2 separate regions of the Homo sapiens genome follow, and region 1 is linked to region 2. Evidence: chromatin contacts called from ENCODE Hi-C or POLR2A ChIA-PET data. All regions are on one chromosome and are shown on one strand. The core of a region is the stretch at or near the end of the contact, and the rest is flanking DNA. Distances in the headings are between cores, read along the strand shown. Region 1 holds the start of PML (PML nuclear body scaffold). Region 2 holds the start of FEM1B (fem-1 homolog B).

Evidence for each region. A loop is a pair of places that touch in the nucleus more often than their neighbours do. ChIA-PET counts read pairs that join two places held with the same protein, here RNA polymerase II (POLR2A). Pooled maps may share reads with other maps.
Region 1: a map of CD4-positive, alpha-beta T cell shows a loop between it and region 2 (8-fold over the local background). The contact joins the promoter of PML here to the promoter of FEM1B in region 2. A Hi-C loop is called at or near these places in 2 of 168 maps with a recorded cell type or tissue (CD4-positive, alpha-beta T cell and CD4-positive, alpha-beta memory T cell) and 6 of 50 pooled maps. POLR2A ChIA-PET finds 5 or more read pairs at or near these places in 3 of 52 experiments (MCF 10A, activated CD4-positive, alpha-beta T cell and activated T-cell).

The regions. Positions count from the first base shown.
Region 1 is chr15:73,993,150-73,996,144 of GRCh38, reverse strand. It overlaps PML (PML nuclear body scaffold), which reads right to left and starts at 1,429. Exons shown (of 9, transcript NM_033238.3): 1 at 1,204-1,429. The coding sequence starts at 1,332. It also overlaps a transcript of STOML1 not described here. RefSeq lists an enhancer at 847-1,016.
Region 2 is chr15:68,276,139-68,279,407 of GRCh38, reverse strand. It overlaps FEM1B (fem-1 homolog B), which reads right to left and starts at 1,663. Exons shown (of 2, transcript NM_015322.5): 1 at 743-1,663. The coding sequence starts at 990. RefSeq lists enhancers at 824-1,023, 766-1,667 and a silencer at 1,054-1,383.

The sequences.
Region 1 (2,995 bases), core at 180-2,679, 5.7 Mb before region 2:
ACTTAATGCCACTGAATGGTACACTTATAAATGGTTAACATAGGAACTTATCCATTAGGTATATTTTACCACATTTTGTAAAATACAAAAACAGGCCGGGCATGGTGGCTCATGCCTGTAATCCCAGCACTTTGGGAGGCCGAGGTGGGTGGATCACGAGGTCAGGAGTTAGAGACCAATCTGGCCAACATAGTGAAACCCCATCTCTACTAAAAATATAAAAAATAGCCAGGTATGGTGGCGTGGCCTGTAATCCCAGCTACTCGGGAGGCTGAGGCAGGAGAATGGCGTGAACCCGGAAGGAGGAGGTTGCAGTGAGCCGAGATCGCACCATTGCACTCCAGCCTGGGCGACAGTGTGAGACTCCGTCTCAAAAACAAACAGATAAACAAACAAACAAAAAACAAAGCAAAACAAACAAACAACAACAAAAAAAAACCAAAGTGCTTAATACAGTACCTGGCACATTTGAAGTGCTCATAAATGTTACCTAGTATTGTTAAGTAATGTTATTCTTAGTTGTAATAATGTTTATAAAAGTTACTGTAATACGGTGTCCTCTGTACTTTCATGAAGGGGAGTAAAAGGGCCTGAAAGGCAGCAGAGCAAGAAACCCAAGTAGTTCCTTTGTCGGGGGAGGTGGGAGGTGGGCAGGAAAGGTGTGGCAAGAGAAGGGTTCGTTGGGGAGGCTTCCTTAAGCAGAAACCACATGAGCTGGGAGGCCTTGGCAAAGATACCTCTTCAGTCTGAGCCAGTTTCTCACCTCGGATCTGGGAAGTTGGTTTTAGTTTTGCCGTGCCTGGGACATGCCCCTGGCTCCAGGCCAGCGCAACAGGGGTACTACCTCCATCCTCCCTAATCTGAAGTCCTGCATCTGAGGCAAAGTTGAGGCAGGGCTCGAGGGTGGGCGGAAGGGCCCAGGCCCGGAGGCCACTGACCCTTCTCACCTTGCCCAACTGCTCAGTGGAGAAACCGCAGCCCAGCGAGGCCGCCCCAACTCCTCCGTGTCCTCTTTTCTACTCTATCCTACCCTCCCTTCCCTGCCCCACCCGAGACGGTCAGGACCCTGGTGTCTGGACTTCCCGCTTTGTGTCACTCTCTAGGGTACTTGACCAAATCCTCCGTTAGACCCTCTCTTCCCGCCTCTCCCCACCACAGCAAACCAACAAAGCTTAACCCCATCATCCCCTAACCCAATAGTACCTCTGTAGGGCTGGGGCTGGGGCTGGGCTGGCGGCCTTCAGAGGGGGTCTCGGGGGGAGGCATGGTGGGCTCCTGGGGCCGGGCGGGGTCCTGCTGGGGCCTCGGAGATCGGGCGGGTGCAGGCTCCATGGACCCCAGCTTAGTTTCGATTCTCGGTTTAGATCTTGGAGTGCGTGAAGAGAAGCTGAAGGGGAGGCGTGAGCCAGTTGGCTGAGTCCCTTGAGCTGTCCGAAAGGGGAGGTGCCGGCTCAGGGCCCGCCTCTGGAGAGGAAGTGAGACAGAAGCTGGGGGCGGTTCTAGGGGGCAGAGAGGCCGACTGTGGGTTTTAAAGACACGCCCAGAGCGGGGAGGAGGTAGAGGCGGAGAGCTGCAGACCTACCGCTGACTTACGGTAAAGCGGGAGAGGTAGGGCAGAGCTGCAGGGGGGCAGCCCTGCTCCCGGCTTTGATCCATTCATCCGTTCACACTGGCACTGCTTCGTGCCACGTCCTGCCGGGAGCTGGGCGTACAAAGATGAGCCACACGCAGCCCCTGCTTTCTAAGAGCCGTAGATGTAATGGAAGAGCAAGCCTGCAAACGGAGACATTCTGGAAAGGAGAGCCCACAGCTGGGACCTGCAAAAGCAGTGGAAATTCACCAGGGATTTAGGGTTGTAGGTGGTGGGGTACGGGGGACACTTGAAACAGAAAAGATAGCTCTTGCAAAAGCCTGTTTGGGAACTAATTTTGGCCATTTTCAGATTTAAGAGGGAATTCATGAGAAATGATACCCAAGGAGTGTGCTAGGACAAGATCCTAGCTGAGGAGATTGAACCAGTTCTGTGAGTGATGGGAAGTTGCTGAAGGATTTGGAACCAGGGAACAACACGATCAGCTGTGCATGATGGGACAGTCACTCTGACAACCTAGGAGCAGGTGCCCTGGTCTAGGACAGTGGCTGTGGGATGCAGAGGAGGGACTTGATTCAGAGATCCTGGGAAGCCAGTGACTGGAGGTGAGGGAGCAGGATGATGCCTTGAGTGACAGCTGGAAAGGCTGGTGGATCTGAGGTGGTGGGGGCAGGAGGGAGGGGGAGAGCTGGAGAGCGGGTATGAAGAGGGTGAGGGGAGAGCCAGCTAGGTCTTCGCCAATGGAAAAGCATGTCAGACTCCCAGCTGGTAAGGGGAAAGGGGCACAGTTCCAGGTGACCTCACTGGGTCAGCGCCCCGGCTTCAAACTTAAACCATCGCAACCACTGTGCTGGCTCCTGTGTACCCATTCCGTACTCTGTTCCAACTTAGAAACAGACTAGAAAGGATGATGATAGGGCCTGGCTCTTGTAAACCTTACAGTCTGCAGGGTGGAGAGCAGGGGTTGGGCAGATACGCAACTTCCTAGGGACTGTAAGGCCTCAGGAGCCTGCCCTTCCCTCCAGCCTGGTCAGTACTCCCAGGCCTTTAGAGAATCAGTCCATGAAAGCCAAATATGGTGGGCAGCCATCTGCACAAGGGACCTGGAAGTGGGCTATGGCAGGATGGGGCTTCGGAGGCCAGAGGCGATTGGCTGAGGAGGCAGAGCTGGGGAAGCTTTATTCATTTCTTTGCTTGCTTTGGAAGATAGCCTGCTCCCAGACTACCCCAAAGTCCTGTTGGAAGTTAACACTTCTCAAAGGAAATTCACGAGTTGCATTCAGGTTTTCTCAAGCCCTGGAGAGGCAAGTTAATTCCAGGTACCTGGATCAAGGGGCATGCTCTTTCTGGACCTGCAGGACTGAGGGCCTCACCTCTGTGGTGCTCTGGGGCCCCTGCCCTCAT
Region 2 (3,269 bases), core at 414-2,913:
AAATCTTAGGCATAACAATGTGCATTTTTAAACTTCCCACCTCAACTAACAGTAAATGATCAAGCTTCCCCACAACATCACGGGATAAGATGTAATTTAAGAATGGCATCATCTCCCACATCAGGTCCAATGCCATCTTAGTAGCCAATATATCTACACCGAGCAACGTGGAGGAATCAGAATCATGTCTTGAGATGTCTGGCTGCGTGACAATCCCTCATGATGCTGCAGCTGCTGCTGGTTCTAGGTGCTTATTTTGACATTAAAGCCCAGCAGCCCACTGAAGGTTTTACGGAACCACTCACTTGAAGGGAGTAAAAATGGATGCCCAAATAACTCTTTCGGAGTTCTTCAATGTTAACCGCTGACCTCCTTAATTTCTGATCAGTTACATCACCAGTTCCACTAAAAGTAAAACCTGGAAAGGCAGCCACCTCCTCCAAATGGCTTGTTCACAGACTATCTAGTAGAGAAGACGACTATTAGATTTCAAGGCCGAGGGTGTGGTTATCTTCCCACAGAGGGAATGAGGGGTAGGGGCTGATGAGGACGGGCAGCAAAACATGGGATGGATTATTAGCCCTGGAAGATGAAGTGGGCATTAGTGGGGCAGGAGGTGGTACAAAAAGGGGAGAAGTGAGTACCTACATGAAGAGAGGGTAAGAGAGGGTGAGGGAGGGGAGGGCCCGTGAATTAACGAGTCCGCGCGCGTCGGAGAGAGGCTGGCTTGGGATGTACCTACCCGTCGAAGCGGACGGTGCCAGTCTGCTGAGTCTGCACCCGGTAATGTTCTAAGAGCAAGCGTACCACCTTTGCGTGTCCATTGCGGGCTGCGATGATGAGGGGCGTGGAGCGCTGCCCTCCCTGCTGGCTGACATAGCCAAGCAGATAGCGGATGTCGCTTTCAGACCGGTTGAGAAGCAAGGCGGCCAGAGTCAGCACCTTGCCCTCGCTGGCCGCCTTGTATACATAGCCAGCCAGGCCCTCCATGGCCGCCGCCAACTCCAACACCCGTTTGGTCGCCACCGCTGCAGCTGCCGTGCGCCCCCGGAGGCCGCGTTCGCCAGCGCTTTAAACCTGGGCCCTCACAGCCCATTCAACAGGGCGCCGTCGCCGCCGCCGCGCCCAGGCAGCAGTGCGGCCCAGGGAAGGCGGAGACGCAGAGGAGGCCGAGTGCCGCGAAGGGCACGTCCGCGACCCAGCCCGCGCAGGGAGGAAGGCGGTCAGGGCCGCCCGCCAGGTCCCAGGCGCCGGCCCTGGACCGAGGGGATCTCCATGGCGGACGCCGCCCCGGGCCTCAGGCCGGACCCCTCCTTCCTGCGGGATGCGACAGGCGCGTGCCCGAGCTACGGGTCGCCGGCCGGGTCCCGAGAGGACCTCGCGCACCCCGGATGGCGAAAGATGGGCGCGTCTCTCCTGACCCGGCCCACCCGGCCTAAGGCCTAACACTGCCTCCTCCTGCGCTTTCCGCCCTTCGCCGTCCCTGACTGGAGGAAACCTGCAGGCTCTCGTCCGCCGAGCTCAGAAGTGCCAGGCGCTGCCAACGGCCCCGGAGATCCTCGCGTAGGGGCCCCCGGGGCGATGCGGAACGCTCCCGCAAGAGCGGCGCCGGAACTTGGGCGGGGAGGAAGACGAGCTTTCGCAGACAGGGCCGGGAGGAGAGGGCGGGAGCGGGAGGGACGCTAAGTGGGGTGTCTCCGCCTAAGCCGACCGGCGGGCACACGCGGGCCCGGTAGAGAAAGGTTCTGCTGCGCGTAGTTGGCCCATCCCGTTTGGGCCTGGATGTCCTCAATGTCCTTGACTCCTGGAACCTCCTCCTGGCCCCTAAACGGCCCTGAGGGTCTCCAGCCAGGGAGTGGGGGCGGAGTGAGGGCGCTAAGCTGATGGGCTAAGGAGACCACCCTATTTTACTATAGACGGTGCGGGTCCTGCTTCTGCCCCTGAGCCGGGGTTAGGGAAGGGGTTGCGCGTACTCGGAGGGTCCATTTCAGGAAAAGGGCGGCGTTTCTGAGTTCCCGAAATGTGGGAGGGCTTGAGAGCCACAACACCAGGCTCTGAGAAGGGACTGGAAGTACGGCCTGACTTTCCCGGAGAAAGGGGTTAAGTGTGAGAGAAAGATGGGAGCGAAGGGGAGCTGCGCTCGCGGTGGAAGGAGCGAGGTATCCTGGGAAGGAAAGCGAGTCCCGCGTTCAGACAGAGCAGGAATCTCATCCTGAGCCGGCAGAACCTCCGTTTTCTCACAGACATCACAAGATTGTTGTTAGGATTTGAAACGATCGTTTATCCAATGAATATTAGAGGTCGACTACGTGCCAGGCTCTGCTTAGCACTAGGGATTCAGTAATGGAACAAATAAGTCAACAAATGATAGACAAGATCAGTTGAACTGGTATCATTACCATTTGCTCTGAAGCAAATGAAATAGAATGATGGGGGCACTCATTTAGTTTGGGTGATCAGACAAGACCTCTATGACAAGTGACAAGAACAGACGGTATTCTAGGCAAAGGGGACAGCTAATATAAAAGTCCTGAGGAGGGAACAGTCTGGTGAGCTCGGAAACAGAAAGGTCAGTGTGGCTGCAGCAGAGTGGGCCACAGTAAGAATGATAGATGAAGTCAGAGGATGCAACACACGTTAGGGCCTAATAACCCATAGCAAAGGGTTTAAGTCTACTCTGTGATGGGGGCATTTGAAGGGTTTTAAAGAGGGAAGTGACAAGATGCTATTTGTGTTTTTTAAAAAGATCACTCTGGCTGCTGTATGGAGAATAAACTCTGGAAGGCAAGAGTAGATAGGGGGACAGGCCTTGGATTAGGATGGTAGGAGTGAATGGTAGGTGATGAAGCTTCTGGGACAGTCTCAAAAAACTCAATATGAAAGTGACTTCCTCCCTCTTCCTCCCTTCCCCAAAGGACAAAATTTACCATAGAGAAAGAACAAATGCATTTATGTGGCTCCAAGGGACTGGGCTCGGCTCAACAAGTTCACATACATTATTTTATTTGAACCCCACCATTCCAATTCTAGGAGGTAAAGGCCTCACTTCCATTGCAGCTATTGGTGGAGGTGTGGGTCACTTCTCAAATTCTCTCCATTCTACAGCTCAGCTTTACCCACTTATTGCAGATCCCTACAGAAACACGAGTTATTTTTCTCCTTACCATAAACAAAAACAGCATTGGCAATAAGGGCTGAAGGTAAGATTCTACTGGTAGCGTCTCTGAAATAGCTGATAGAGAAGTGGGGGAAGCTGGCTGGTTTATTTG